Regions from separate parts of the Homo sapiens genome. Here regions 1, 3 and 4 are each linked to region 2. A link is a loop called in an ENCODE intact Hi-C map of the cell type or tissue named here. Cell type or tissue: GM12878. All regions are shown on one strand. Links, peaks and the distances in the headings refer to the core of each region. The heading gives the core; the rest is flanking DNA.

Evidence for each region. Hi-C counts contacts between places; a loop is a spot of excess contacts. Peaks named below come from ENCODE experiments on the same cell type or tissue, not always from the same donor. Only the 100,000 strongest peaks of a DNase experiment are listed, where the experiment ranks them.
Region 1: it touches region 2 in a loop (5-fold over the local background); 1 of 110 quality-filtered maps calls a loop at or near these places.
Region 3: it touches region 2 in a loop (6-fold over the local background); 1 of 110 quality-filtered maps calls a loop at or near these places.
Region 4: a loop joins it to region 2, with 3 times the contacts of the local background. A loop is called at or near these places in 1 of 110 quality-filtered maps.

What each region holds. Positions count from the first base shown.
Region 1 is chr4:152,274,331-152,281,912 of GRCh38, forward strand. No RefSeq gene overlaps it. Among named protein-coding and RNA genes, the nearest start is that of FBXW7-AS1, 60 kb to the right of the region's middle. In GM12878, for the core only: no CTCF peak of the experiment used is centred there; DNase peaks (open chromatin) are centred at 4,481 and 5,211.
Region 2 is chr4:152,207,050-152,214,631 of GRCh38, forward strand. LOC105377490 (a long non-coding RNA gene) reads right to left here. Exons shown (of 3, transcript NR_188450.1): 3 at 1-619. Among named protein-coding and RNA genes, the nearest start is that of LINC02273, 110 kb to the left of the region's middle. In GM12878, for the core only: no CTCF peak of the experiment used is centred there; a DNase peak (open chromatin) is centred at 2,932.
Region 3 is chr4:152,300,343-152,307,924 of GRCh38, forward strand. All of the region lies in intron 1 of LOC105377492 (a long non-coding RNA gene), which reads right to left. Among named protein-coding and RNA genes, the nearest start is that of FBXW7-AS1, 34 kb to the right of the region's middle. RefSeq lists an enhancer at 3,796-3,865. In GM12878, for the core only: no CTCF peak of the experiment used is centred there; a DNase peak (open chromatin) is centred at 4,079; H3K27ac peaks cover 411 bases.
Region 4 is chr4:151,883,844-151,891,425 of GRCh38, forward strand. All of the region lies in intron 2 of LOC127898557 (a long non-coding RNA gene), which reads left to right. It overlaps LOC102724700 (a long non-coding RNA gene), which reads right to left. Exons shown (of 5, transcript NR_188364.1): 3 at 7,324-7,486; 4 at 4,648-4,735; 5 at 3,103-3,920. Among named protein-coding and RNA genes, the nearest start is that of LINC03074, 68 kb to the right of the region's middle. In GM12878, for the core only: no CTCF peak of the experiment used is centred there; DNase peaks (open chromatin) are centred at 3,768, 4,268 and 4,788; H3K27ac peaks cover 2,169 bases.

The sequences.
Region 1 (7,582 bases), core at 1,647-6,646, 68 kb after region 2:
ACAAGTTAGACCTTGCCTAGGTGAGATGTGTTTACCTCTTAGGTAAACTAGGGAAGAAGCAGCCACTGCAGATAGAATTAGCATTGCACATCCTCCATCATTCTCACTCATGCTGCAACATCCCTGGAGTTACCTTAAATCAGAACTTCTTAATACAGCATATAAAACATTGTCTTTAATTATTTGATCACTCTGAGTTGAAATTTTTATTTTTCTTTACTTCTTTTTTTTTTTTTTTTTTGAGTCAGGCTCTTGCTCTGTCATCCAGGCCGAAGTGCAATGCTGCAATCATGGTTCACTGCAGCCTCCACCTCTCGGGCTCAAGCGATCCTCTTGCCTCAGGCTCCTAAGCAGCTGAAACTACAGGCACATGTCACCACACCCAGCTAGTGTTTGTATTTTTTGTAGAGACGGGGTTTCACCATGTTGTCCAGGCTGATCTCAAACTCCTGGGCTCAACAATCTGCCTGCCTCAGCCACCCAAAGTGGTGGGATTACAGGCATGAACCATACTGCCCGGCCTAGGAGATTTTTCTTATTTGCAGCCCAAAGCACCCTGACAGATAGAGGAGGTAAGGGACTTGCCTGAGGTCACACAGCTAGTAAGCCATAGAGCATAGATAAAATTCAATGTTTGTGGGATGACAAATGTCCAGTTCCATCTATCTCTTGTGGGATGACAAATGTCATCCCACAAACTTTCTATTCTGCTACGATGTACAACAACATGAAGAGTGATTTCACAGATTTCCTTAGATCCTTCCCCACAGAAGCATCTCTCTGTTAGTCAGGCATCTGTCAACATTCTAATACTAAAACAAGATTCCATGAAAATTATTTTTTTAAAAATGCAAAACAAATCTTCTTTTCTCCCCTCACAGTGTTTTTCCTCTCGGAAGCATCACAACTGCTTCTTATTCTGTGCTTAGTGTCAAGATAACAGGATTTAATTACCAAATTTATAAACCACCAGTATGGCATAAATGCATTGGCCTCAAATAAAATGAATGCAGTTATTAAAAAAAGAAAAGAAATGCTGCATCAATACAGTGACAGCGGACACAGAGATGGCAGTTTTATTTACTTTATCTCTTGCAGGAAGCAGTTAAGCCATTTCAAAGAGATTATTGGGTTTTAATGACCCAGGACATTAAAAGACGTCTCTCCCAGCAACATTGACACTGTACCTCAGGTGCAGGAGGTTATAAATCCACGAAATAATGGCCTATTTTGGCAACCCCTCCCCACTTGCTCCCAACAGTGGACCCGATCATGACCTTTCTTCAGTTAGCAAGGGCCACTGGCTGGGGGTGTCACTGGAGAATTCTCTGTGTCCTCTCAATAGGCCTGGGGGAGCTTTCTAGATTGGGACTCAGCAGCAGCTTTTAGGATCCACAATGAAAACCACCGGTGGGGCAGTGCTCTGTCTCCAAATGACAGGAGGAGAAGGAAAAGAAAGAACAGGAAAGAGGAGAAAAGGTAAGAAAAAAAAGCAAGGAAAAGAGACCACCAAGTGCGGTGCTCAAGAATTCTACCAACAAAGCCCAGCAGCCACCATTCCAGGGCCTCGAATGGTCTTACCGAGTCCAAGTTCCAAGGACCAGAGTCTCCTCTGGTTCCCCTGGAGCGGATGGGCATCTAGAGATCAGGTCAGAAGTGGATCCTGAACTTGCCCATCGGATTTCCTAGGGCTCTAAGAGAATCACTGGCAGAGAACACATTGTCTTCACCAAAGCAGCTTCCCTTTGATTTGTTTTATACTTTAGACTTTCATAAAATATTTCATTTGAAGAGAAGGGTCCATACTTTTTAAAAAGTTTGAAAACTAGAGATGTAGGTCGTCATCTTTGTTTTTCAAAGACTGATGACCACAGGGAGGAAGTTAAGGTCGGGAGAAGAGATAGATGGAACTGGAACAGGTCGCCACCATTCCCAGGCAGCTCCTGGATTCTTCTTGATGGAATGCCAGCACTTGAACGGGTGTTTTTTTGAGATTCTAACCTCTCCAGTGACAACCATGCTATCCAGTAGCTACGCCCTGTCCAGGCAAACAAGAAAACATAGAAGTGATCTCCTCTCCTCTTTCCAGGTGCTCTCTCTTGGATTCACAAAATAAAGATCCAGTCATTCACATGGTATTTCCAATACTCTGCCATTAATTTGCTATTCCCAATACAGTGAGAATTGGCCAGGTCTTTTAATGCTTCACAGGCTCCTGAAGTTCTGTGCAAGAACCCTCCTCTAGAGCTGTTTCCTTGGGAATATGAAAAAAAATCACAACTTTGTTAACCAATTTCCTAATCATATTTCCCCTCCCTAGGCATATTGGTGCAAGGCTGAGTTTTGCAGAGAGATTTCTGGACTTTTCTGCTGAATACATTTGGATAAGGTCATGGCCGTTAGAACTGGCTGTCTATCATCTCTCGTGGGGCCTTGGTTCTTTGTCATGGGGAAACTCATAGACCATCTAACTCAGAGAGCCCATCCAGAAATTGCATTTCTCTGGGAAGTCAGGGACCCAGCCTCTGGGCTGCTGAAAGTACTCAGCCCAGGGCAGGCCTAAGGGAGAGCAGGTGTGGGCAGGTTGCATGAGGATAATATGGAATGAGGAGAAATGTGTTTTGGAGCTTGTGGGTGAGGAGAAAATGGTGCTTTTGTCTCAGAGGCACTGAGACACCTGGGAGTGGGGCTGGGGTGCGGGTGGTGGGGTGAGGTAACTGCAGTAGAAAAGAGAGATTGGCGTGGGCATCCCTACGGATGCAGGAGACCCAGGAAAAATTCAAGGCATCATATTGACAAGGAAAGCCAAAAGAAATAAAGACCATTACTGGCTGCATTATTAAGCACACACCCAAATAGTGCTCACAGTGCAGATACCGAGACAGGCAGATTCTAGGATTCATATGTCAAGCCCATTCACTTCCTACAGAAGAAAAATAAAAGACAACCTGGTTGGGGGGGAAATCCTCATAGAGAGGTGGCCCCACAGCAGGCAGCTGCCGGTGGTCTGGATCACACTTTGTCTCCCAGCATAACAGTTGAGCTATCTGGGGAAAATTCCTTAGCCCCTCTAAGCCTCAGTTCCCACAGCTAGCAAATGGGGGTAATGGTCATAACCCTTCCTCTCAGAGTGTGAAGATGGAAAGAGAGTCTGCATTTCAGCACTTAGCACAGTGCCCAGCACACGCAACAAGAGGTAGCTGTCATCAACATTAAGCTGTTATTCACGCCCTCAGGAGGACTCTGGACCCAGCCAGGGCCAAGGTAGAGAACCTCAAGGGGGAATCCTCTTCCCTATCAGTGGCTCAGCAAAGACCACTCTGAGGAACCCATCACGTTTTGGGGATAGGGCGAGTTGTTTGGTCTAAACAGCTTGGGAAGAAGAGACCCAGGAAAGGAGCGCCATCCTGAAATCTTTGATGAGCTCTCAGAGAGAAGAGGGGGTTTCAGGCTTTCCTACCCCAGAGGACAGATTTGAGTCCATTGGCAAGGGTGGAGCTCAGAGGCGGCCCAAGGAAGTCCTTCCTCCTAATGAGAGTTGGTGAAGAACAGAAGTTGCTGTCTGGAAAGGCTCTGAGTTCCCTTCTCAAAGGCCCTTTACCATAATTATAATGTGTGTGTCACAAACAACCCTCAGGAGAACAGAGCTAGAGAACCTTTGCCTCAGGAAATGTTCAAGCTGAAGCTGGATGATCAAATGCTGGTGAGGGGCGCCTGGCACTGTGCAAAGCTGAGACCAGGCAGCCCACTCGTGGGTTAGGACTATCTACAGCTCCGTTGCATTGAGCACAGTCTACATGCCAGGAAGGCCCAAGGCTAAGTACTTCACACACACTAGCTGGCTTCAACCCTACAACACCAACATGAGGCAAGCACTACTGGTAGCTCTGTTTTACAGAAGAGGAAACTGAGGCCCTTGGATGGTAAGTCAGTTGCCAAAGCTTCACAGTTAGATCACACAGCCAAGATCCAAATCCAGGCACAGCTGGCCATAGAGCCTGTGAGCTAACTGCTGCACTGCACAGCTCTAGCCAGGACAGTTTGTCCTTGCCCTACCTACATGCTGCCTGTGGCCAGGACCTCTGGTGACAGGGGAGATGGAACCATGTGAGCCTGGAAAGCAGGCTGACAGGAAGTAGATGGCACTGTCCTTCTGGCCTAGGGTAGGGCCAAGAGACCACAGCTCTCCACATCACTAAGAAAGATAGGACCTTGCCTGGGGCTGGGAGAGTTCCGGGAAGTTTCTGTAGCAGCGCTGGCTGGTCTGTTGCTTTGCATGCTTATTGCTTTTGTATGGAGTAGGTATCTGATCTCCCCAACACCTGCCAGCTCCGCCTCTGCGTTCTTTCCCTTCCTTGTACACCCAGCCCCTGCCTCCCACCCTGGCATCTCCCTCCCTTCCCCCGCCATGCAGAGATCTGAGTCACTGACAGCAAGTGGGTGAGAAGAAACAGAGAAGGCAGAATCAAGAAATGAAAACCCTAAGGGCAGCAACAATTAATATTTAACTTGAAAATTGCCTGGGAACAGAAAGCTCAGGCTATTCATGTGCAAATCATATGCAAACACTCTCCACATCGGGCCCTTGTAATTATTCTGCAAACCTGCCTGGCCAGCTCTAAGGGCAGCTTGGGAAACCCCAACACCCCAATCCTGCTGCAGGCTGCAAACCTCCCCATGACAGGGCTTGGGAGGGTCTCCAGGTGACACCACTCGGGTGACACCAGCTTGTCCCAGAATTCCTCAGGCCAAAGCTCTTTCCAATTCTTGAGGAAATGTTTCTCCTGCCAGGGAAAGTTCCCAGCCCCGCATCTGGGCTCCCCTTGCCACTCCCCAAAAATGCCTTCCTGACGGTCACCCATGGCCTCCTGATGACTAAATCCCAGTGTCTCCACTCATCCTCCACTTCCAGGCAAAAGCCAGAGCAGCTGATGCCTGAGGCTTCTTCTGTGCTGCCCACCCAGGGCCTCCTCCCTTCCGTCTGACTGCCCTTCCCTGGCCCTGTCAGTGCCACCTTAGCTCCAGCGTGGGGGTGAGCCTGAGAAGGCCTCTTCTCCCCCACATCCGATACGCCCTGGGCAGGAGGGTGGGTCTCTTCGGAGGGTATGGGCGGGCCCTGCACTGGCTTCTGATTATCCTGCATATGGCGGGAAAACAGTTCAGTCCCCCTTCCCCTCCCCAGGTCACCTAAGGCCAGCCCAAATCTGGCGTCACTAGAAGTTCACTTGCAGGGTTAGGTGACCTGGAGCTCTCAGGCCTGAGAGCACAGGCTGAGGACAGGTGCTTTTCTTCACAGCTGGGAGCTCCCTGAGGACACAGCCCCCCAGGCCCATGCTCACCACTGCACCCAGACCTTGAGAGTGTCCCCTGGGGCATCGCCTCCAACTGCAGCCAAGCTGGGGAAGGACACACAGGACCAGGGGAGCAGCCCCAGCCCTAGGCTCAGCCCCTGCCAGAACAGTCTTTAGCATGGGTACTTGTCTCCATCTCAGCCCGCATCCCTCACTCAGACGTGTCAGCTTTTACTGGATCTGATTTATTTCATATCCACATATGTTGAAGAAGGAGCCTGTAAAAAGCTCAGCACATTGGCTGGCCTGTGTTCAGCACCTAATATGAGGCAACTGCCCTTGACCATAAACTCTGAAATGAGTCAAGTGTCCACAGTTCCAAAGGGTTTGGTGCCTTGTTCTCACTGGAGTCACGGAGCCCGGAGCAATGCACTGCCAGGCAGGGCTGCCTTGGCCAGCACCACCGTCATCACCATGCCCAGAGCAGGTGGGATAGGCGATGGTGAGGGGGTGGTCCCCACCATGTGTGGATAATTTCCTAATTCCATGATGCCTGTGGCTGATGGTCATTCATCCTACTATGTATTTACTGGGCATCTGCTACGTGCCTGGCACTGTTGTGACCCTTCCCTCAGGGAGCTTCCATATCCATGGGGGAAGCTGATCTTAAGACAGAACCTGAATTCACTAACAGTTGTGAGAGAGACGGGGGAAAAATTTACCACACTAAACATAAAAGGTAACAAGTGAGATAAAAAGTGCATCCAGCTGGGTGTGGTGGCTCACAAACTGTAATCCCAGCACTTTGGTAGGCCGAGGTAGGAGGATCCCTTGAGGCCAGGAGTTCAAGATCACTGTGGGCAACGTAATGAGAACCTGTCTCTACAAAAAATTAAAAATTTAGCTGAGCATTGCTGACTTGTGCCTGTAGTCCCAGCTACTTGGGAGGCTGAGACAGGAGGATTGCTTGACCCTAAGAGGTGGAGGCTGCAGTGAGCTGTGATCATGCTACCACACATGGGTGACAGAGTGAGACTCTGTCTTCAAAAAAAAAAAAAGTGCATCATCCCATTTTCAGAAATATTAAAATGTAGAGAAAAATACACATCTGAAACCCAAAGAACTATAATAATATAGTTTATAGTGACATAACAATAATACATAGTAATATAATATATAATATAGTCATAAAGGGCACTTTATTTTAATTGCAACTTACCTGGTTGCCAGAAAGAAAAACTCAGTCACAGTAACTCAAATATAAAGAACAGAGGGCAATTTATGACATGCAACAGCAAGATACACATCTAGGCCCTACAGGAACCATGCTGGGGCCGGAATGGCATTGAAAATGGTGACAGCCACCCTCTGCCTGCTGTCCCTTCTCTGCATCTTTCTCACCACACACTTCACACTCATCTTTCCACCAAGAGCTTCCCCTGCTTCCTCAGGTTTCTATCTGGGCTGGCCAGGTCTCTGACTGTGGTAACAACTTTTGGTCCCCCACAGTGAGCTCCAGAGTAGTAATTCCAGGTTCCTGGGAGAGAGTTTTAATAGGCTCAGTGCACTTGTTCAGGTATCAGTGTGATTTATTCCAACAAGGAGACCCCAAATCCACAGTTGGCTTCAACCAGATCCATGTTTGTTTCTCTCCTGCCAAAGTCTACACTGCCTGCAGCCCTCCTCTGCAAAGTCGCCAGGGCTCTAGGCTCCTTCCATCTTGTTGTTCTGTCATTCTTAGGATGAGGACTTTGCCCCCATGGTCCACAGGGCTCACCACCACATCCACTCCACAGGAGCAGAATAGAAGAAAGGCATGGCCCTGAAATCGCATGCATCATTTCCATTCCTGTGGCCAGAATTTACCCACAGGACTAAGCCTAGCTTCAAGGGAGCTCAGAATATATCATCTTTGCTAGGCAGTCAACTGGGGAGGGGGCACCAGCCATCTCTGACATAGGCAGCCTAGTTAGTTGTGGTGGTAAGAGGCAGTAAGTTCTGAAAGCGGGCAGCAAGATAGAGCCTTGGCAGCCTGGGGGCTCCCCTCCCGCAGGGCCCAGGTAGAGGGCAAGCCCACCCTGTGCTGAATCCATGCTGTGCCATGCACTATGGGACCTCTGACTTGTGAGAGCTCTGAGAGAAACACTTAGCGAAGGCACCTAGGAGACAGGACCTGCAGGGCCAGCAGCGTGGGGCACCTCGGGAGTCTCTCCTCAGAGACCCCTTTTATCTGTCGGGGTCAAGGGAAGTCAATTAAATTTAGGTGTGGGAGGGAGAGAAGAGAGAAAGCC
Region 2 (7,582 bases), core at 1,003-6,002:
GAATTGCATATTTTAAAGTGACAAATAATAAATAAATAAATAATAGAAAATCACTCAATTCTGATCTGGAAACAAGAGGCTGCAAAATGTACTTGCAGTAAGCGTGCTTTTAGAAATCCAAATTCACATTGAAAAAAATCTATTTGTGTGTAGATTAAGATATTCATAAGGAATGCTCCACTTCCTGTGATGTCTGCCTCTGATAAGGATACCAGAGTAAAGGGAGTTTACTTGGAACTGCATAACATGAAAGGAAAAAGACCTGGTTCTTTAACAGTCTTGTAGAGATCAACTTAATTAACTGATCAATTTGGAGTGGAACAGGTTAGAAAATCCATTCAAGTATCGCTGATGAAATTGGCAGGTGAGTTTGGTGCAGATAGGTGGGGAGAGGGGAGAAAGAGAAAGACAGAGAGAAATGAATCTCATGCAAGTAATTCCTTCCAGGTCTCTGGTTGGTAGATTTGGAGGACAGCCCCCTCTCCAGTTTCACAGCTTTGCAAAATTTAACTGTTTCTCTGTGTTCCGCTGAAAAACTTCATTTCAGAATCCTGCAAATGATTTTGTCTTCTGTTCATTTGTGTTAGGAATTTAGAGACTGACATCTGAGCAGTGCAGGCTGTGGGAATTAGGGAAATAATGTTAGAGCTATTTAGATTTCTGCTTTTCATTCAACAAATATAAGGGGAAGACTTTAAATATTAGATGGAGGAAATAAAATATGGATAAAGAGGTATTCAGACTAGGTCTTTATGGAACAGTAATTGCAAACCCTTTCCAAGTCTTTCTCCCAATTGCTCCTTGAATATTGAGGCTGCCTCTTTTAGTTTCTGTGGCTAAGTTCACCTCTGTAGCATTATGTCAGGCAAAGAACTATGAACACAAACAGCTCCCATTAGGGCTCTCAGCCCCAGGGGTCCTGACAGCTGGGAAGTGTTGCAAGTAAACTATTACAAATAATGGATAATTGAAATTTATCAATGATTTATTACACAGACTATAAGCAATATTTCAGGGTTATTACCATGAGGATACCTCTCATTCACCCACATTCCAATTTAATTTTACTTTCTTTTTCCTGTCTTTTGGACCACAGATCCACAGAGTTGAATTAATTCTACTCTTTAGTGCATGGTACACTCATGGATTCATCAAATGCCCTTCAAAAGTGCCGTTGTTGTTTTCCCTCCAACTCGCTCATCCCACTCTCATTCCCCCTCCTCCAGATACCCTTACTCCTATCTTTATGTAGATATACGGACATCCTTGAATAATATATAATATTACTTTGTGTGTGCATGTTTAATATCTAATTTACAAAAGGCAATGGGCTATAAATCTCATTCTCTCTGTTACTTTTTTCATCCAGCTCTGTTTTTTGGAATATCTCCTTGCTGTTATATTGAAATCTAATCATTATTGCTGACTGCCTTGCATCCAGCACAGTTGCTTCCTCCATTGCCCTAGGGATGAACACCTTGGTTGACTCTACCACACACACACACACACACATATACACACACACGCATAGATCGTGCTGCAAGGACCACCCACGGAGATGTCCCCTCACAGATCTGTGCACGTCTGTCTCTGGGGGCTGCACTAGGAGTGGGATTGCCGAAGCATAGGATATTACACTCCCACCAGCAGTGTCAGAGGGCTCTCTTTTCCCCACATCCCTTTCAGCACTTGATATTAATAAGGTTTCCAATTTCTGTCAATCTAATTATTTTAAAGTGGATCGTGTTATAATTTAACTTTGCATTTCTCTGATTACCAGTGAAGTGGGTATCTCTTCACATGCTTAATAGCAATTTGGGTTTCTCCTTCTACAAACTGCCCATATCCTTTGCCTGTGTAGCTCTTATGTGAGTTTCCAATCCTTTTTTTGCCAATCTGCAGGAGTTCCTTGGGTCATCAATTCCTTATCGATTTTAGACACTGTGAACATCTTTCTCCATGCCATTGGAGGCAGGTTAACTGTTTTGAACCGAAATCTTTAATTTTTTAGATAGTCAGACCCATCAATTTTCCCCTTATGGTTTATGTTGTTTGGGTATTGATTAAGAAATGTGCAGAAAACTACAAAGCCACAAAGATAGATGCCTATAGACTCTTCTGTAAGAATTGTGTCTTTTCCCTTCATACTTGGGTCCTTAGTCCATTTGAAATTTATTTTTGTCTATATGGAGAGGTAGGCATCCAGCTTTGGTTTTTTCCATAGTGAGTCATTTATCCCAACACTATTCACTAAGTGATCCAGCTTCCTCCCACGGATTTGGGAAATGGCTCTATTATATACCAGTTTCCCATGGATACATGATTGGGTGTCCAGGTGCATATTCCATTTTTTGGTTAGTTTGTCTATTCCTGCACCACTACCCCACAGTTTTATTGTGGTAGTTTTGAAATATGTCTTAACTAATGTGTTTTCTTAAGTGAGAGAGAAGGGTAGGGTTATATTAGTGGACTAGGAATGGTACAGAATCCCACAGCCTCTCTCATCCTTGTCATAGCCCGTAATTCCCATATAAGGTCGCTCATGGGAAGGGATCCTACATGAAAATTTCATCTGCAGTCTATGTCAAAATGGGGCGGGGGAAGCTGAAACATCTAAGAGGTCACCTGTTTGCCGTGCACAATATCCTGGAATTAAATTCCGTAGCTTTCAAAATAAGAAAGAGTGTCAATATTTTTTTATTCTTTCTTGAAAGTTAATACCTTAAGAACCTAGAACACAATTCTTCTGTGGAAATCACAGAGCTTCAGGAGTTATTTCATTGGATTGCCAAGAGTTCCTAAGCGGGTAATTTGTATGCAGCAATTGAGGGGCAAAGTGGTTAATAATAAGCCTAACCCCAACATCTACTAACTAGTTTTACTAATCTGTAGTGGAACTGAAACTAGAACCCAGATCTCCTGGGAGTTCCTCTTCAACTTTACAAATACATGTCTAATGCTCCCTGTGTGCTAGGCATCATTACACGGAGTAGAAAAATGAGTTAATAAACAAGGTCTCTGTCTACATATTATTCAGTCAGTGACTTGCCTGGGCCCTGGCTTTGTACTCTGAATCATGGAAGAATGGACCTATTATGAAGTTATGAAGATATTTAGTCGATCCTATCAGCCAGAGGTCAATTCAAATACATTTTACATAGACCGGCTGACAATCAGCTAAAAATTCCAAAGAGACTCTGCTGTGGTGGATTAACTGGCCAAATACAGACCTAGTCTATCACTCAGATGAGACAAAATGGTATGCCAAAAATGTCCTTCCAGAACAGGAATTAGATTAAAGCTACATTAGGGTTTCTGGATAGTCAACAGTTGAGCTGTTTCCAGCTAAGGGAAAAGACAGAATATTCAGGCTCAGGAAAGAAAGAAAGAGAGAGGGAGGAAGGAGGGAAGGAGGGAGGGAGGGAAGGAAAAGGAAATGAAAAAAACGATGCTCAGTTGGGAATACCTAGGAAAAAGGCAGGATGTTACAGGGGCAGAGACATCCAGAAAGTCTTCTCCTTTCCTCCTCTCTGACTTTACCAGAATCTCATTTTGAGCCTGAATTACTTGTGAGTAAATATCAGCAATTAACCAGCACAAATAAGGTGTGGCTGACACATAGAAAATATTCAATAATTATTAACATTTTTAAAAGTAGACAAATATCTCTTAGAAATAATGAATTGAACAAAGGAGTACATGAAGCTTTCATTTGCAAGTGTGAAATAAACTGAACATTGTTCACATTGTCTATTTATTTTTGCTTTCCCTATAGCCAAATTCCTGAAGGAATTATCTCATTAAAAAAAAATTTAGGTGTTGTTTATCATAGCAAAAAATAAAATAAGAGTAAAGACAAGAAAAAGAAAACTGTCCTAAAGTTTGGTTGAAGAAATTTCAACATATTCATATTTTGATATTCTACTAAGTCTTCATAATTATTTGAAATCATGTGGTGGATTAAGAGTAACAAAGAAAGATATTTAGACTTTGTGAAATTGAAAAAGCAGGTTAGATGATAATATATTATTGAAGAATACAGAGCCTAGAGGCAGACAACTTGGGTTCAGCTCCCACTTCTTCCACTTCAATAGCTACGAGGCTTTCGGCAATATTTGTAATCTCTCCCTGCTTCAGTTTCCTCACCTGCAAAATGGCAATAGAAATTAAACCTACTTCGGCCAAGTGCAGCGGCTCACGCCTGTAATCCCAGCACTTTTGGAGGCTGAGACAGGTGGATCATCTGAGGTCAGGAGTTTGAGAGCAGCCTGGCCAACATGGCAAAACCCCATCTCTACTAAAAATAACAAAAATTTAGCTGGGCGTGGTGGCGGGTGCCTGTAATCCCTCAGGAGGCTGAGGCAGGAGAATCGCTTGAGCCCAGGAGGTGGAGGTTGCAGTGAACCAAAATTGTGCCATTGCACTCCAGCCTGGGCAACAAGAGCAAAACTCCGTCAGAAAGAAAGAGAAAGAAAGAAAGAGAGAAAGAGAGAAAGAGAGAGAGAGAGAGAGAAAGACAGACGAAGGAAAGAAAGAAAGAAAGAAAGAAAGAAAGAAAGAAAGAAAGAAAGAAAGAAAGAGAAAGAAAGAAAGAGAAAGAAAGAAGGAAGGAAGGAAGGAAAGGAGGGAGAGAGGAAGGAAGGAAAGGAGGGAGGGAGGAAGGAAAGGAGGGAGGGAGGGAGGGAGGCAAGGAAGGAAGGAAGGAATTAAACCCACTTCATAGGGTTTTTGAGACAATTTAGTGAATCAATTAATACACGCCAAAGCAATCTGAACAGCACCAATAGATGTTAGTTATGGTGATTATTATTATAACAGTATCATCTCATATCTTCCTATAGAGAAATGTCTGTAAAGATATACTATAAAATTTTAACATTTTTTATCTCTGGAAGGTGAGAGTATGGATTTATTTTTCTTCTTTCTGCTTATCTACATTTTTCTAATTTTCCCAGACATGAAAATATATTGATTTTCTAATAAAGAGCAACAAGTTATTTTATAATTTGTGAGAAAAGATCTATGAGATGGGTAGAGGCGGGAAAGAATGGCACATCCACACCGTCAAGAGCTCCCTGCTGACAAACAGCATGGCAGTGAGGATGGTGCTGGGTTACATCCCCAAATAAGTAGGGGGTGAGGGGCTGAGGAAGGGAATAAAGGAACGTTGGAGAGAGTGACATTCTCCTCCTTGTTTTTTATCTCACACTCAAGGTTAAGATTCAATACAGCAGCAAAGTGAATAAAGAAATGAAGTGCTGTGAGAGGTCACAGGGACAAACATCGAGTGGCTGGGGAGTTTTGAAAGGCATTGGATAATTTCACCGCCATTAATAACATCTGCAGTCCTGCCAAGCAGGCTAATGGCAGGGGTAATTAGAGCCTGTGCTCTAAGACAGATGACTGCTTGTCAGAGCAGGAGAGCAGGTCCACCCCAGGGGCCACTGCCCAGGGGTAGTCAAGGCCAGGAGGGGGCAGGGCCTTGTCAGGAAGGACCCTACCTGATCACAGGAAAGAGATGACCCAGACTGGCCTCTGTGGGAAGATTCTCAGCTCACAAAGGAAACAGGGGGTGTCGGGGCAGTTCGGGGCTTGGGTCTAAATATAAAGCTGGTCCATACTAATATCCTGTCATGAAATACTTTCATCCTTCACATATCCAAGATTTAGGCTTACAGAGAGACGTTCAGTTCAAAGAAGTTGTGAAATCAATAAGTTTTTCATTAACCAGTGATTACCCAGCCATCATTATGCCCTCACTGGTAGAGTGATTTTCTAGTCACTCAGACTAAGAAGTGGCCATTTGAAGACTTAATCTTTCTTCATGGACAAGGAAAGGAATGGGTTTAACATGAGCATTTTGGTCTTTCCTTGTCTCTAAATCAAGTTAAGTTCTTCAGTTTTTTGATAAAGATGACTAATGTATTTTTTCTAAAGGTTTTGTTATGAGATACAAAGATTTATTTTTGAAGTGAAGATTTCCATCTGGATAAGTCTCAGAAAGAATCCTTGTATCCACGAGATGGTTCCCTACCTAGGATGCCAAAGGGAAACACTTGCAATGCCACTTAGGGATTTGTCCCAATAATTTCACTTAGGCAAAAATATATCAAATGATTATTTCAGTAGACTTCTATACAAGTTTACTTGTTTGGAGATATTAGACCCCCCAGTGCAATGCTGCACAATTTTAAAAGACACCTAACCAACTTCCACTTATACATTTCAGATTGAACAACAGTGTTTGTATTAGTCTGTTCTCATGCTGCTAATAAAGATATACATGAGACTGGCTAATTTATAAACAAAAAGAGGTTTACTGGACTCATAGTTTCACATGGCTGGGGAGGCCTCACAATCATGGCAGAAGGCAAAGGAGGGGCAAAGACATGTCTTACATGGCAGCAGGCAAGACAGCATGAGCAGGAGAACTGCCCTTTATGAAACTATCAGATCTCATGAAACTTATTCACTATCACGAGAACAGCACAGGAAAAACCACCCCCATGATTCAATTACTTCCCACCAGGTCCCTCCCACAACACATGGGGATTATGGGAGTTACAATTCAAGATGAGATTTGGGTGGAAGCACAGCCAAACCATATAGTGTTTATCACATATTTCTCCCGGAACCCCTCTGAAATGATAGAAAAGGAATTGAAGACGTTTACAATCACATACATTAAAAAAAAGAAAAAGAAAAGGAGATGAGAGTAGGCTACTGATGCCAATTAAACATGACAAGCTGGATGAGACCTGGAACTTTCATTTCCAGGAGTATGACAGATTAGACTTTGTGGCAAGCTCTATTGCCCAGATATACTGAGATCCTTGTTAAAATACATTCAGCAAATATAAAGAGACAAGGTGGGAAATATGAGGGAGAGGTTAAGAAAACTGGAAGCCAAAGTGAGAAGGTGTGATAGAGCCTTACATAGAGATAATGAAGAAAATGGAAGAGGTGTAAATGTTCTTGAACAAATGAAAAGTATCCATCTACTGATCCAGGAAATAATCTATCTTAGATGAAATTCACTAATATTAGTAACGTGCTACTTTTCTTTATTTGAAGGTGTATTCATTAGTATTCATTTTATCATTAGGCTTTTAACATGTAGATACAGCAGGTGTACTCTTTTTAATGTCTTAAAAATTACATACTGTAACAAATTAAAGTATTGGCATAAGTGCTGAGTTAGGCTTCAGCTTTATGAACTTTGCTAAGCTCCTATAAAAAGATCCAACAACAAGTTAGTCTATGAGAGTGTAATCTTAGAGGTTAATGATTTTGCCCCTCCCTGTTTTCTGTTTTCTCCTTTCAGAACCCCTATTATTTGTGTATTGGACTTCTTGATTGATATCACATTTTCTTATCTTTTCTCTGCAACTTTTTGTCTTTTTAATTCTGTTTCCTGAAAGAGTTCTTCAATGTTTATCTCCAATCCCTTCTACTAAGGTTTTAAATGTCTGCTATAATGTCTGAATTTCTTTAAATGTCTGAATTTCATCTAAGATGGGTTGTTTCCCAGATCAGTAGATTGATAGTTTTCACTAGTCCAATAACATTTATATTTCCTCAA
Region 3 (7,582 bases), core at 1,030-6,029, 93 kb after region 2:
GAACAAGAGAAAACAACAACAACAACAAAGATAAATTGGACCTTATCTAATTTAAAAACTTTTGTGCTTCAAAGGACACCATTAAACAAGGGAAAAGGCCACCCAGAGTATGGGAGAAAATATTTGAATTTCTCCCACGTAACATGTAAAGAACTCTTGCAGCTCAACAATAAAAAAGATAATTTAAAAATAGGCAGAAGATTTGAATATATATTTCTATAAAGAAGATAGACAAATAGCCAATAAGCATATGAAAAGGTGCTCAACATCAGTAGTCACTGAGGAAATGCAAATCAAAATCACAGTGAGATACCTGACTTCACATCCACTAGGATGTACTAAAATAAAAGAAGACAATAATATATGTTGGTGAGGATATGAAGAAACTGGAACCCTCCTACATTCCTCATGGGACTATAAAATTGTGCAGCCCCTTTGAAGAACAGTTTAGCAGCTCCTCAAAAGGTTAAATATAATGTTATCATATGACCCAGCAATTCCACTCCTAGGTATATACCCAAGAGAAATGAAAACATATGTCTACACAAAACTCATACATGAATATTCATAGCAGCATTATTTATAGTAGCCTAAAGGTGAAAACAACCCAAATATCCATCAGCGATTGAATGAATAAATAAAATGTGGCATAAACATACAATGTAAGTATTCAACAATTAAAAAAAAAAAAGGAATGGGCCCAGCCTGGTGGCTCCTGCCTATAATCTCAGCACTTTGGGAGGTCAAGGCAGGAGGATTGTTTTGAGTCCAGGAGCTTGAGACTAGCCTGGGCAACATAGTGAATGTCTCTACCAAAAACAAACAAACAAAAATAGCTGGGTGTGGTAGGGTGGGCCTGTAGTCCCAGCTACTGCGGTGGAGGGGAGGGCACCTGAGGTGGGAGGATCACTTGAGCCAAGGAGGTTGAGGCTGCAGTTACCTGTGATTGTGCCACTGCGCTTCAGCCTCGGTGAGAGTGAGACCCTGTCTCAAAAAAAAAAAAATTTAAAGAAATATTTTTTAAAAATTTAAAAAAGAATGGAATACTGATACAAGCAACGACATGAATGGACCTTGAAAACTGTATTAAGTGAAAGAGGCCAGTCACAAAAGATCACACATTGTATGAGTCCATGTATATGAAATGTCCAAAACCATCGAAGTGATAGAGGCAGAAAACATATTAGTAGTTGCTGCGGGCATGGGTTAGTGATTGCTAACGAGTTTGAGATTCCTTTTTTGGGTAACGAAAATGTTCTAAAGTTAGACAGTGGTGATGGTTGCGCAAGTCTATAAATATACTAAAAACAACTGAATTGTACATTTGAAAGGGTAAACTTTTGGGTACATAAATTATATCTCAATAAAGCTGTTATTAAACACAGTACCAAACAAGGAAGTCAGGTGCAAAAGCATGTGAAAGTAAACTGAGGGCATTTCTAGAAGGGCAGAGGTTAGAAAAGTGGGAAGGGCTGGGAGTTAATAAAAATGAATGAGGTGGTAGGGCAGGGGGTCCCTGAGCCCCATCCTGCCTCAGCTGGCCACAGCCTGCTCCACTGGTCTACCAGACTGGATTCCTTTAACTGCCATAGTGTTCCAGGACATTTTTAAAAATCAAAAGATAATTGGGTCCGGGGACGATTATATCTTGCTAATCCATCTGCTCCTATTTTTTTGTTAAAGTATGGTTTAGAACAGTTTTAGATTTTGAGAAAATTTTTCTGTAAATTTAGATTTACAGAAAATTTGTGAAGATAGTTCCCACATACCCTGTACCTAGTTTCTGCTATTAGTAACAACTGACATTTGTATAGTACATTAGACACAATTAATGACCCAATATTGATACATTATTATTATTATTCGAGACAGAGTCTCGCTCTGTTGCTCAGGCTGGAGTGCAGTGGCATGATCTCGGCTCACTGGAACCTCCACCTCCTGGGCTCAAACCATCCTCCTACCTCAGCCTCCCAAGTAGCTGGGATTACAGACATGCATCACCATGCTCAGCTAATGTTTAAATGTTTTTTTTGTAGAGACGGGGTCTCACTATATTGCCCAGGCTTGATACATTATTGTTATCTAAAGTTTATACTTTATGCAGATTTCCTTAGGCTTAAAAAAAAATCAGTATCTCTTTTCTGTCCTAGGACCCCACATTACATTCTGTTATTACATTTTCTTGGGCTCCTCTTGGCTGTGCCAGTTTCCCAGACTTTCCTTGTTTCTGATGTCCTTGGCAGCTTTGGGGAGCACTGGTCAGGCATTTTGTAGAAACCCTCTGTTGGGATTTGTCTGATGCTTTTCTCATAATTAGACTGGGCTTAAAGGATTTTCAGACGAAGATCACAGAGGTAAAATGACATTTTAATCACATATCCGGGGCACATATTATCAATATGAATTATCACTGTTGATGCTGACTTTGATCACTGGGCTGAGGTAGTGTTTGTCTGGCTTCTTCACTTACAGAGTTACTCATTTTCCCCATCTTTTCCATGCTCCAGCCTTTGGACAGAAGTCCCTGTATGCAGCCCACACTTAAGGAGTGGAGAGACAGGCTCCACCTTACAAGATGGAGTATCTACATCAATTATTTGGAATTCTTCTGTTTGGGAGATTTGTCTCTTCTGTCCCATTCCGCTCATTTGTCTATGTCAGTATGAACTTAAGGATATTTATTTTATACTTTCAGTTATAATATAATTCTATCTTATTTTATTATTATTATTATTTTGCTCAAATTGTTCCAGCTTTGGCCATTGGGAGCTCTTCCAGTTGACATACCCCACAACTGGTGGGGAGAGGGTGTTTGTTTAGCTTTTTAAACATTTTTATTTATTTTTAGACCTTCCTTACTTTCTGGCAGTACAAGATAAGAGCCTTTTTAAAAATATTACAATTTTACATAAACATTTCAATTTTACATAAAAGTAAAGAAAATAGTATAAAGAAATCTCACATTCCAGTCCCTTAGGTCTAACAACTGCTAAAATTTTTTTGGTATATTCACATCATCTGTTTTTATTTTTATCTCTAACAAAGATTTTTAAAACATGTAACTATAAAAACTGCAATGTCACTATCACATCTCACAAAATAAACGCTAATTCCTAAATATCACCTATGATAAGTCATTGCTTAATCTTGGCTGACTGTTAAAAAAGGCATTTTTATAGTTGAGGTGGTGAAATCAGGTTTACACTGGATTTGGCTAATTGTATCTTCATGGTGTGATTTAAGATGTTCATCTATCTCCCATATTTCTTATAAACTAGAATTAGATCCAGGAGCTTGATTATATATCCCCCAAAGTTAAAAACGTTAATGAGGAAGCCTACACCCTGAATGAGACTTTGAGACTTTGTACTTTGAAGAAACTTCTCTCTCGTGGAAGTGAATGCCCTCCAGACCCTATGTTCAGGAAGAAGCAAGAGGCTTTAAGGCTGCCAGGAATTCACTGCTGATGATGCCCAGTGGAAATGTCAGGAGAAATGTAACCAGGCTCATATTTTATTAAGGTTGTGATTGTTGTTTGCGAGTGCTTTGGTTACCAAGTTCCATTGGTTTTTATGGACTGCCCCAACTCTATTTTTCCCATAAGCCCTATTATTTTTTAGCATGCCATTTTGTAGAACTCAGAGTTTTTAGCAATGTATATGTGATGTTAGAGCAGAAATGCCAATACATTTTTCTTGAAAAGAATAGAAGGCAGTCAGGTCAGTCCTGGAAATCTGAGAACGTTTGGTGTCTCTGTATGCAAGGCCCCTCTTGGCCTGTTTCCATTGCCACAGAGCCTGACAGTCCTCTTGAGGAACCCTTGGGTTGCAGCTCCCCCTCAGCACCTCCTCGTGGTCCACAGGGAGGGGTCCGGGCCTGGCAGGGCCTTGCCTCTGTTTGCAGCTTCTCTTGATTCTTCTGATTCTGCTTCATTTACTCCCATAGCCTCTGTCCCTGCACCAGGGCAGCAAGACCAGTTTCTTTTACAAAATGTTATGAGTCAGCTCCCTGCCCGTCCTCAGGACAGCAAATTGAGCTCCCTCATCTGCCGTGCAAGAAGGGCCTTTCGGAAATGTTAATTAATGATGAGGCCATGCATTGACAGACCAAGCTCAGGAAACAGCTCGTGCGTGCCAGGTGATTCTGTTCCCAGGCAAAACAGTAGACATACTGCTGCTTTGGGAGTTAGGGGGTTTTTTTAGTGATTCATTTGTAGTGCTGGGAGAAATGATTTTTCTTTTAGTTTTCTCTCTTTCTCTATTTTACTCTGTTCCCTGCCCCCCAATCAATTTTTCAACAAGTAATTCCAAAGTCTTGGTGCCAGGTGTCTTAGAGAGTGAGAAAATTAAGTTTTAACTAAAATGTATGTCTTACAAAACAAAGGAACAAACAAAATACACCTACTGGTGCTTTTAGAAAGAAGGCCACTGGGTGGATGATAGTTGCAAAATCAACAGAACTACGTTGTGTGACCGGGCCCTACATCACATCTTCCCACTTGGGTACCCCATCTCCTCCCTATTCCAAAGACCAGGGGGCACCACCAGATCCCCCTTGGAACATGGAGTCATGTAGACCGAGCCTGGCAGCGGGACTGCTCCCTCCTTCTTTGGGAGAGAGGCCCCTGGGAGCATCCCCACCTATCCTCCGGGCAGGGGAATTGGGTGGGTCTCAGGCTGCAGCTGGAGTTTTGTCACCAGGCCAGTGGTCACCTCACTGCACCATGTTATGTGATGGAAGAATTTCCACATCTGCAGGTGACTCTGGAGTGGTTTGTGCTATGTCCTTTCAGATTCCTTCTCGGCTACAGTTCCCACACATGAGGCTCCAGGAATGTTTTTGAGGTTCTTGACTCAAATAAGGTGGGAGTGCACACAGAGGGCCTCACTCCTCACTGCCCAGAACTCGAGATGACCGTGAGCTTCCTTCCATTCCTAACCCTCCTTCTTGGGATCCTTCTTTTAAAAATTTCCCCTGCTTTCCTGAATCCCTATTTCCTCCCATTTCTCTGAACATTCTACTCCCTTCCTCAGAAATCATGTCACAAGTTTCTTCTTGTATCTTACATATTCCCCAACTTCCAGAACTTCCTGGAACTGGACAAAGAGGAGGGCCAGCTTTAGTTTCCTGGGTAGAGGCCAATCTCCAATCTCCACCACCATCTGTTTGACGAGTCAAATGACAGACACACATTCAGCCTCTTTTGCTCATTGGTAAATTAGAGATAAAACTCACCCATTTCTCAGGCTTGCTGTAGTATCAAAAACTGGCTTGCTGAGAGGTGGCCATTATTACTACTGATGGTGCAAATGGAACACCATTTTAGTTTCAAAACGGTGTTTCCAGCCAGGTCAGCTGCCTAGCACCTTTCCCATAAAGTTGGACCTCAAGGCTGCAGGTCGAGGGCAACCTAAATGTGGTCAGCCTGCCGAGCCCCAACTCCCAGCCAGCTTGCAGGTTCCTCTCTTGGACCCTCCAGGAGCCTCCATACTGCAGCTACTCTCTCAGGGGTCTGTTCAGCCAATGATGGCTTCCAAAACCTCCCCCTTCAGACCAGACCCTAGGGCCTTCCCCTGCTCTGCAGAGTGAGAGAAGTGGGGTCCTAGGGCAAATGCCAGGCGGAGCTCTACAACCACCTTCCAGATCCAGATTCAAGGAAGGGCTTTCCCAACCTCTTTCCAAGTTCACTCCCACCTTTCTTTTTGTTTATTTTTTTGAGACAGGGTCTCGTTCTATCACCCAGGCTGGAATGCAGTGGGGCAATCACGACTCACTGCAACCTCCACTTCCTGGGCTCAGTGATCCTCCCATCTCGGCCCCTTGAGTAGCTGGGACTACAGGTGCAAGCCACCACGCCCGGCTAATTTTTTGTATTTTTTGTACAGACAGGGTTTCATCTTGTTGCCCAGGCTGGTCTCGAACTCCTGGACTTAAGTTATCCACCTGCCTCAGCCTCCCAAGGTGCTGAGATAACAGGTGTGAGCCACCGCCGCCAGCCATCCTGCCTTTTAACTGGCAAAGCCTGGGGATGGATAGTTGGAGGTGGCACAGAATGTGGCACGTGACAGTTCCACAGACTCAAACCAGCTCTCTCAGGTTTTCTAGCTCAGTTGAAAATAATCGTTTACAGGGTGGGATGGGGGAGCATTGGTATTTCATTCCTTACAAAGCTCCTGTTGGGGCTGGAGGGTCAGTCTACAATATGTCTGATGAGATTTATTGTCTTATGGGAGTCCAGTTCCTTTATCTGATTCCCAAAAGTTTTGCCTGAAACCCAGACCCTGTAATAAGACAGCCACCAGAGTGTGTCAGAAGTCACTGAGAACCACATTTCTTCAGAGTAGTTGGATTTGGGGAACAGGGAGTAATATTTTTTCCACAAATCAATTCTGCTGAAGGATGGTGTGCCCTCCCACCCTCTGAAATCCCAGGAAGCTTCTGTCATGTGCAGTAGCAATTCAGCGTCCACTTGGTAAAAATAGCTTTTTAATTTATTGACTGGCAAAATACTCTATTTATCAAACCATTCTGGGTTCTTCTAAAGATAAAATGGAGGTAAAACCCAAAAGGAAAATTAAAGCTTTAATGCAGTCTTGCAGACTTCTGCTTCATTTCATTGTAAATTGCGTGCAATAAAACATAGCATCGGCAGCCTGCATAAAGCAGCTGTATAATTTTCTTTTGTGCAGGGAACTAATTCTGAAGACTTCTCACCTAAGAGAAGGCTTACGATGGTGGATGACTCCCGTACACTAATTATGTCTTCCTTTATTTCTTTGGCTTGAACTCTTAATTTGCTTACAGTTTAATGAACATCAGTTCTTGCTGAGAAATATCTAAGTACCTGGGAGATTGAACACTTAGGCAGTCAAATGCTCTCACTCCCAACACTAATCTTCAAACCCTCTGCATTCTAAACAGACTTCTAAAGGAGAGTGGCTCTTTAAAGGCTTGTGAATCACTTTTGAGCAGTAACTGTACACTTAAATTAAAAGCCATGATCTGGCAGGAGACTTGGGTTGTGCTTTAAAAAAAGAAAAGAAAAGGCTTTCCTAGTTCAGGTACAAGGCATGAATTGCTGGTTTCTATCATTGCCTGATGCAAAAACCATGAATTGTATAGCTGTTTGTTTCCCTGACTTTGGTCTTCCCAAGAGTTTCTCCAAAAAGGCTTAGTTACTTTCTGCAGGTGTTTTCCCTTTATCTCTGAGAATTTAGAAACTGAGGAGCTGGAGAAGCAGGGAGGGGGTTTCCAACCTGGACCTTGCCTCTCATTTCCAAGGTCTCTTTCCTTTAACACTTCACTCCTGGAATGGTGATGCTGAGCTTACTTTGATGGCAGATAATTTCAATATATATCATTACAATTAATGGCCATTATGTGCTTCACTTGCCATGACTTCTCAAATTTCAGTATTTGAGATGAAGGACCATTCAGATCAGCACCGGAGGGTGAATGTACAGATTCTGGTTCAGCAGGTCTGGAACAGGACCCAAGAGCCTGCATTTCCAAGCAGCTCTCTGGTGAGGGTGCTGCTGCCGCAGGACACTCTGAGTAGTAAGAACGAAGCTCTGTACCTGGA
Region 4 (7,582 bases), core at 1,375-6,374, 320 kb before region 2:
GGAGGAAGTTGGGGGAAGGTAACAGCCAATAGGATGAAAGAGGGAGCCTGCAGAGGCAGGAGTTTTGATGATGAAAAGACTACTTGAGATTCTTCTTTCTTTTCTCTTAGCTTCACCCAGCACTTACACATACACCCCGGTTCCCTCTCGAAGCTCCCAAAGCCCCTATGCATTAAATAAAGTTCAGAACATAAGAAAAAATAAACTAGGCATTTTATCTGTGACATGGATTACAGCATCTCCTCTGGTATGACTTACTACCCTAAAGCTTTTTAAAAGGATAGAAGCAATGAGGCTCGAAGCCCAACAACTGTTTCAAACCCATTAACTGGACTTGAGCTTTGCCACACAGCTTCCCTCTGATTTGAGGTGGTTGGGATGTACATTTATGGCTGATGCATCTGTAGTTATAAATACTTGTGAAAAAAATAATGGGGCTTGAAGGTCAGAATAGTCCATTAACCCTAGAACTGCACCATCAGGGAGGTGAGGGAGCATCTTTTGTGGGGAGCAGATGGGTGTGAAAAAGTCCACACAAAGTATAATAGGGCATGTTTGGGAGACAAGGGGAATTTTCTGGTCACTCCAGAGTTTCATCTAAAGCCTAAGACTCAGAATAAAAGGCTCTAAATTGATGACAAACTAAGTTCAGGAAACCACCCTCGAATGTGACTGGTTATAGTCACAGTACTACTATCCAGCCCTCTGGTAATCTATGAGAACTTGGGTTGAAGGCAGGTGTCTTGATGGGGAAGTGCAGTGCTGCTGAGAGGAGAGTGATTCCTGAATGGGCCCCTCATAAAGATTGGGCTGCCCCAATTATCCCCCTTCATTAAGTTGTTTGCAAACTGCCGACCTCCAGAAGGGTAGGGTGCCTGGCACTGTAGGGGGCACTTGGAGGAAGAGGCAGGCGAGAGAGGGCTGGAATAGCAGGATGGCCAGGCAGACAAGGGACAAGGGCATGCTCTGCGGTTTCTGGTGTCCGAGGAGGACTGAAGGTAGATCCTGCACACACCACACACACCAGTAGATTCTGGAGGTGGGGGTGGTAGAGGGTGGATGAACTTGATGGTTACAATTTTGCAAGAGGCACGGCCAGCAGCGTACTGTGAGGTCACGTGCTGGTGGTTCACTGGAAAATGTGGCTGAATCTTGCAAGGAACCATATGGCAAAGGTGGTGTGTTAGGTACTGAACAGCCACTCTCACCTTCTACTTTATGAAGAGAAGTCCAATTCTATTGGAGAAAACGTTGCTGGCTAAAATGCCTGGCTAAAAATCGCATTGCCTAGTTGCAGCTCAGGTTGTTCAAGTAAAATAGGTCAATGAGGGGAGGCCTGCTGGGGATATCTCAGAAGGTTTGTTTTCCTGTGATGGACAATATTCTTTCCTCCTTTAGCTCTTTTCGCTCTTCCTTATTTCCTTATTTCTTGTAACTTGGATGAGATAGCTGGAGCTCTGGCAGCTATTTTGTGAGAATGAGGATGAGAGCGCTACCCTAGGATGACAGAGCAACAAGCCAGAACGAGCTTAAGTCAATGACAACATTGTGAAGCCATCGTAATAGCCCCAGACTTCTCATTACCTCTTTCTTACTTAAGCCATGATTGTTTGGATTTTCTGCTACTTATAACATCATTTTATCCTTAATCATACATACCACCACTGCCTATAAGAGATAGAGCCACCACCACCTGTCTCTGTGAAGCCCACAGGCAGTGAGCCAGATGAGCAGCTAGTGACTGGCCCCAAAGGAGGGCCTCAGCTTCTCCATAGCAACAACAGAAGGAGAAAGTCCTCCCTCCCTGTCCCCGTTCTTACCCCAACACTGAAGGGAAAGGGGGAGAGTGTGAGTACAGACACCCCACCCCTGCCACCCAACGACTGCTCCATGCCAAGCCTCAAGAGACTTAAATCCGGCCCGTGGGACAGTGTGTGGAATAAGTGTTTAAACCACTCTTAAAAACTGAAAATGACTGTTTTAATAAACAGAAGTAATTGTCAAGTTTTGGAGTCAGGTTGAAATGTTGAGGGAGCCACTACCCAGTGCAAAAAAGGGATTGGATTCAGCAGAATTAGAGACAGTTTAGAAAACAACATTATTTCAATTCTGTACCCCTATAGAGTTAAAATATCTCAATAAACTGCTTATAACATAAATCTGCTTAATTTCAATTCTCTTAGATCCATCCCCACATCTCTATGTACTGATATGGAAAGATTTCCAGGACAGATCCTAAGTTAAACGAAAAAAGAGGGAAGTACAACACAGCATGCACAATAGGCTACCTTTGGAAAATAAAAGGGGGCAAACAGGAACTGCCCTGGAAACACATACCGGATTATCTACAGGGTGGATGGCAATGGAGGAAAAGCAGGATTTCTTAGAAGATATTTCTTTATATGGATTTGATTCTTGAATCATGTGAATGTATTCCCAAGTAAAAATTTTAAATTCGAAATGTTAGTGTCACAGAGTATTCAACTTTCTTACAGAAAAGACATTTAGATCAACAGATGACAAAAATAGGAGACTGCAAAATTCTTCCTTCCATCCACCTCCAATAATGAAATCAGTGTTTGTTTGCTGCTTTTTTTAGACAAATCTCCCCGTTTTGTAAAACAAGGGAGTATTTTTTGTTTTACAAAACTGAGAGATTTAGGTAAGCCGTGAGTTAGTGGAAACATCCGGAACCATATAAGGGAGCTTTAGCTTTTGTGTGAAGGAAAGAAAACAGTTTGTGACTTTAGCTGAAACAAATAATAATTAATATATTACTGTATATAATTGATTACTATAGTATATTTTATATTGATATAAAATATATTAGCATATTTATATATTAATATATTATTATATCCATATATTAATTTAATACAAGTAATATATTAATATATATCATATGTTATTATAATATAAAATTGTATATTATAATAACATATACTAATATAATACGTTACATATCTTAGTAATATGTGACTGTATATAATTTTATGTTAATTTATTTTTCAAACTTCTTGTGACCAGATTTTCTGTACCTAAGAGAAATTTTCTGTAACTAAGAGAACTTTAGCTGCAGAAATATAACACTAGTGAGAAATCTAACAAGTTTGTTTATTTAAGGCAAGGGTTGGCAAACTATAGCCCGTGGGCCCAATCCAGCCAGCTGCCTACTTTTTACAGCCAGTAAGCTAAGAATGGTTTTGACATTTTTGAGTGGTTATGTTTTAAATGGTTGTATAAATATCTACATAATGTCCTTGCTATTGCCTCTTGGCCTCCAAGTCTGAAGATGGGAAAACATTGCTCTGGGTTGGGTGTTTCTATTGTGCTAATGCCTCATTTGGTACCCAAAGCCCTGAAGCAACAAGACTTAGTTGTGTCTCGTTCCAGCTGCCAGATGCAGAGAAGGCCTAGCATGCATAGCTCAGTATGTCACCGGCCCATGAATGTGTCTCTTAAATACAGAAAAGACGACACGTCAGCCTGTTGCAATGGGGTTCTGTGGCTTGAAAAAGACCTCTGTATTGTATATGAATCTTAGTAATTGGAACTTGGACTCATCACGTCTTTTTTAGCAATGACATTGTAACAGCATGCACCCATCCATCATCGTGTCATCCTTATGAAAATGGTCTCCACTGGTCAGCTTGTCATAGTTAATTAGTCTTCCAATGTATGGATAGTCAGAAGCAAAGCGACTTTGAGGTTTTTTTTGACAATTTTAAAAGTGAACTCCAGAGATACCTGATCTTTCCTGCCTTTTAATTAGAGCCTTTTCATTTGAGGAGGAGAGTGTCCTTGTGGTTAGGAGTACAACCAGCCTAGTTCTGCTTCCCATTTTCAGTTCTGTAGGCGACTCATAGCAACCACAGGCAAGTCGGTGACTGAGTCCTCCAATATGTGCAGTACAGGAAGTTCTAGAATAAAATGCAGTTAGCTGATTGCTACTCAAATGTAGATATTGTTGATATCTTAGTGAGAAAAGGGTAGTGTATTAGATACCGCTATGAAATCTCTAAACTTAGTAGTTTAAAAAAGATGAACAACCATTTGTTTAGCTCAAGATTCTGTAAGTCATCAATTTAGTCTGGGCACAGCTTGCTCTGTCAGGCACCCACAGTCAGTGGTGTTGGTGTGTTGGGTGGATGGGTGGTTGTGTTCATCTTGGCTGGGCTCTCTCATGTCTCAGGCTTTGGCTGGGACAATGAGCTATGCCTCTCTGCTCCGAATAGCTTCTTTTCCCACAGCAGGCTAGCCCAGGCAGACATAGGGGTCTCGAAAGAGAGTGAATGTGTGTAAGAAATCTTAAAGCCTAGGCTTGGAATGGGCAAAATATGACTCCATCATATTTTAATGGTCAAAGCAGGTCACAAGGCGAGCCTGGACCCAAAGTGAAGGGAAACAGACTCTACCTCTTGATGAAAGGGGCTTCAGGGTCATGTTTCAAGGGCATGGTTGCAGGAAGAAGAAGGGTTGTGGTTATTTTGCCATCTACCTCTGGGAGCTAAAACATGAAGGAACACATGCAAGGTGTGAACCGGCCCTGCTGCCAGACAAGGTGAGGGGAAGAGGCCATGACCGTGAAGTCTAGATGCTAAGCTGTGAGAGAGGGACTGATCAGGGGAATTCAGTGACCTCACGTACAGCAGGGATATAGATGATACCGCTGTTTTTCCCCGGGTCTCATTTCTGGCAGAAGAGAGTGAGGGAGCCTCCAGGAGAGAAGTCAGACCTGCAAAGGATGAGTAGGTGTGTGAGTAGCACCATGGGGGGTTTTGGTTAATTTAGTGAAGAAAGAGGGTATTTTTCCATATGCATTGGGAAACCAAGAGTGAACACAGGCTCTGAGTTCAACAGGCTAGTGGAGAGGAAAGAAAACTGCACGCAGGAAGGAAATCCCCTGAACCAAGAGGCTGAGGTTTGATGTTGTGAGCTCAGCCTTCCAAGGCAGACACACATGACTTCTAGTTGTGGTGTGACACCTTATTAACTGTGTGACTTTGGGCAAATCACTTTACCTCTCTAAGGCTCAATCTCCATATCTGTAAGATAAGGATAATAATATATGCCTCAGAGTACTGTAGGGGTGACTAAAGGAGATAATCCATTGTAATATGTCTAAATCGATACCTGGCAGGATAACGGCTGTCCATGAGTGTCCATTGTTACTAACCTTCTTACTTTTGTTGCTATTGATTTTTCATGCATGGCCCACAATTCTAGTTTGCAGTACTGGCCACACTGATGAGCTCTCCTAGTATTTTAGATGAACAGTTTCATGTGGGTGTACCACTATCAATTCTAAAGTAACATACATTGAGATAAATGAATTGTCCCTTCATACAATGTTCCTTTCCCAAATGTTTGTATCTGTTCATTCAGCACCACCATTTAGCCACCCAAAGAATCTTTGTTTCCTTCCTTCCTTCAGACCTCATATCCGGTCATCAAACTATGACATATCTCTCACCCTGTACTTCCCATTCCATTCCCCGACTACCTGCAGAATCTGAGTTCTCACTTGATGCTTTGAGTACCACTTCAGAGTTCTTACAAGTTTCCCTGCCTCCAGGCTCTCTATGCTTTCATCCATTCTGCATCTTGTTGCAAAATTGATCTTCCAAAAAACAGTCCTTTGCTGAAAGCCATCAATGGTGCCTCACTGCTTACCAGCTGACTTCCAAACACTGAGTTTGACGTACAAAGCTCTCCACAACCTGACCCAGGCCTTGTTACTAGACTAATCTTCCAAGACTCCGGGCAAGATCATTTGGCTTTAGACATTTTTTGTATCTCTATTTTGTGTTCCCAATAAGAGTGTGAGCCTGTAGAGCAGAGGTTGGCAAACCATAGCCTGTGGACTAATTCTGTATGATCCATAAAGCTAAAATGTTTACTATCTGACACGTTATGGAAAAGTTTATTGACTCTTGCTCTTGGGGGTAGAAGCGTGTCATAGATGACTTTGTTTTTCCTACAGAACCATGTACTCTTCAATGAACATTTATTGACCTCTAAGCATCCCATTTCTCATTCCTGTAAATTTGTTTCCTTCATAGAGGGCCTTCTTCTCTTCTGCCTACCTGGATGAACCTTTTCAATCTTCTTGGACCCACATCAAATCCTCTGGAAATTCTGACTCTTGCTCAATTCTGAATCCCAACAGCACTAAACCACACATCCTGTGTTCATCTTCTGCTTCCAGTTAGTTCTTTGCACCAGAGTAGGTCGTGAACCTAATTGATACCTGGTGCTTAGCTACCATCTGGTTATCGTCTGCCCTTCAGTACTCAGTAGATATTGTCTGGCCTGGGAAGTATTCTCTGACTCTGTCATTCTTCTCCCCCACAACTGAGTTAGGAACCCTTCTTCATACTCCTCCAGCTGCCTGGACTTTCCATCTTGGCCCTTGTCTTTGTGTACTGTGATTGTTGATTTACTTCTAAGATTCTCCAATTGGACTGTGACCTCCTTGAGGACAGGCTAGTGTCTAATTCACTGATGTATTCCCAGCACCTGGCATGGTGCTGAAGACACTCAATTCACATTTTTGAAAAAATAATGGATTGATGCAATCAATAGTTGCTGATTAATTACATGCTTGATTAAAATATTGGTACTATTCCTCATGGCACCCTATTTACATGCTTCAGTTCTCTAACTAGTCTATTATGTATAGTCTAGTTATACATAGTAACTGGACTTAGTTATAATAACAACCTTTCCTTAGTTATACTCTATAGCTACTTTGTATCTCTCGGTATTAGTCAATGCCTATCAACTTTTATATGACTGAGGTTATCAGGCCAAAACTGGGGGCAACCTGGGAGAAACCAAGCTAGGCCATCCAGGTCTTTGGCAAGAAAGACATGTGCCTTTTTTCAATCCCACTTTCTTTCCTCGACTGTGGGCTACTAAAACAAATAGCAGCTCTCCCTCTTTATGCATTAAGCATTTCAAGGACAGCCTGGCTGTGAAATAAAACAATCCAGACAAATTATTGCACACTCATAGCCAGATTTCTGAATCAAGCCTGAGCCTGCCTAGAGCGCCACGTTCACCTAGCATAAAATAATACCAAATGTTTGGACTTGGAAACCATTTGCCAAATGTTGGGCTAATATAACAAAACACACACATTATCAGAGACAGAAAATGGCATCCTGGAAACAGCTTAACCCACTGCAAATGAGATGTAAGAGCCTCGTTCAGCAGAAAAGTTCTTTCCCACTCTCGGGCTTCCCCTGGAGCTGTTTGCTGCTTGAACCTCTCTCATCTACTCTCGGTTTTTCCTGGGAGCATATCATATATTGCAATCACATTTCACTTAGCTGTCCATGATCAGTTTCTCAAATGGGAATACATTAGAGACAGGTTGTGAATTGGCCAGCCACGTCAGCCCCGATCTCCTTGCAGTAAAATGGATGCAGAATAACCACATTTTCCCTTCTCTCAATGTGCTGGTGGCTTCCACAGGAACCCTCTGGAAATGAAGCATAGAAAGAAGCTCACCTGACCAGCCAGAGAACAGACATTTGGCGTTTTTAAATGCCTTTTAAATGTCTAGATAGATGGTATA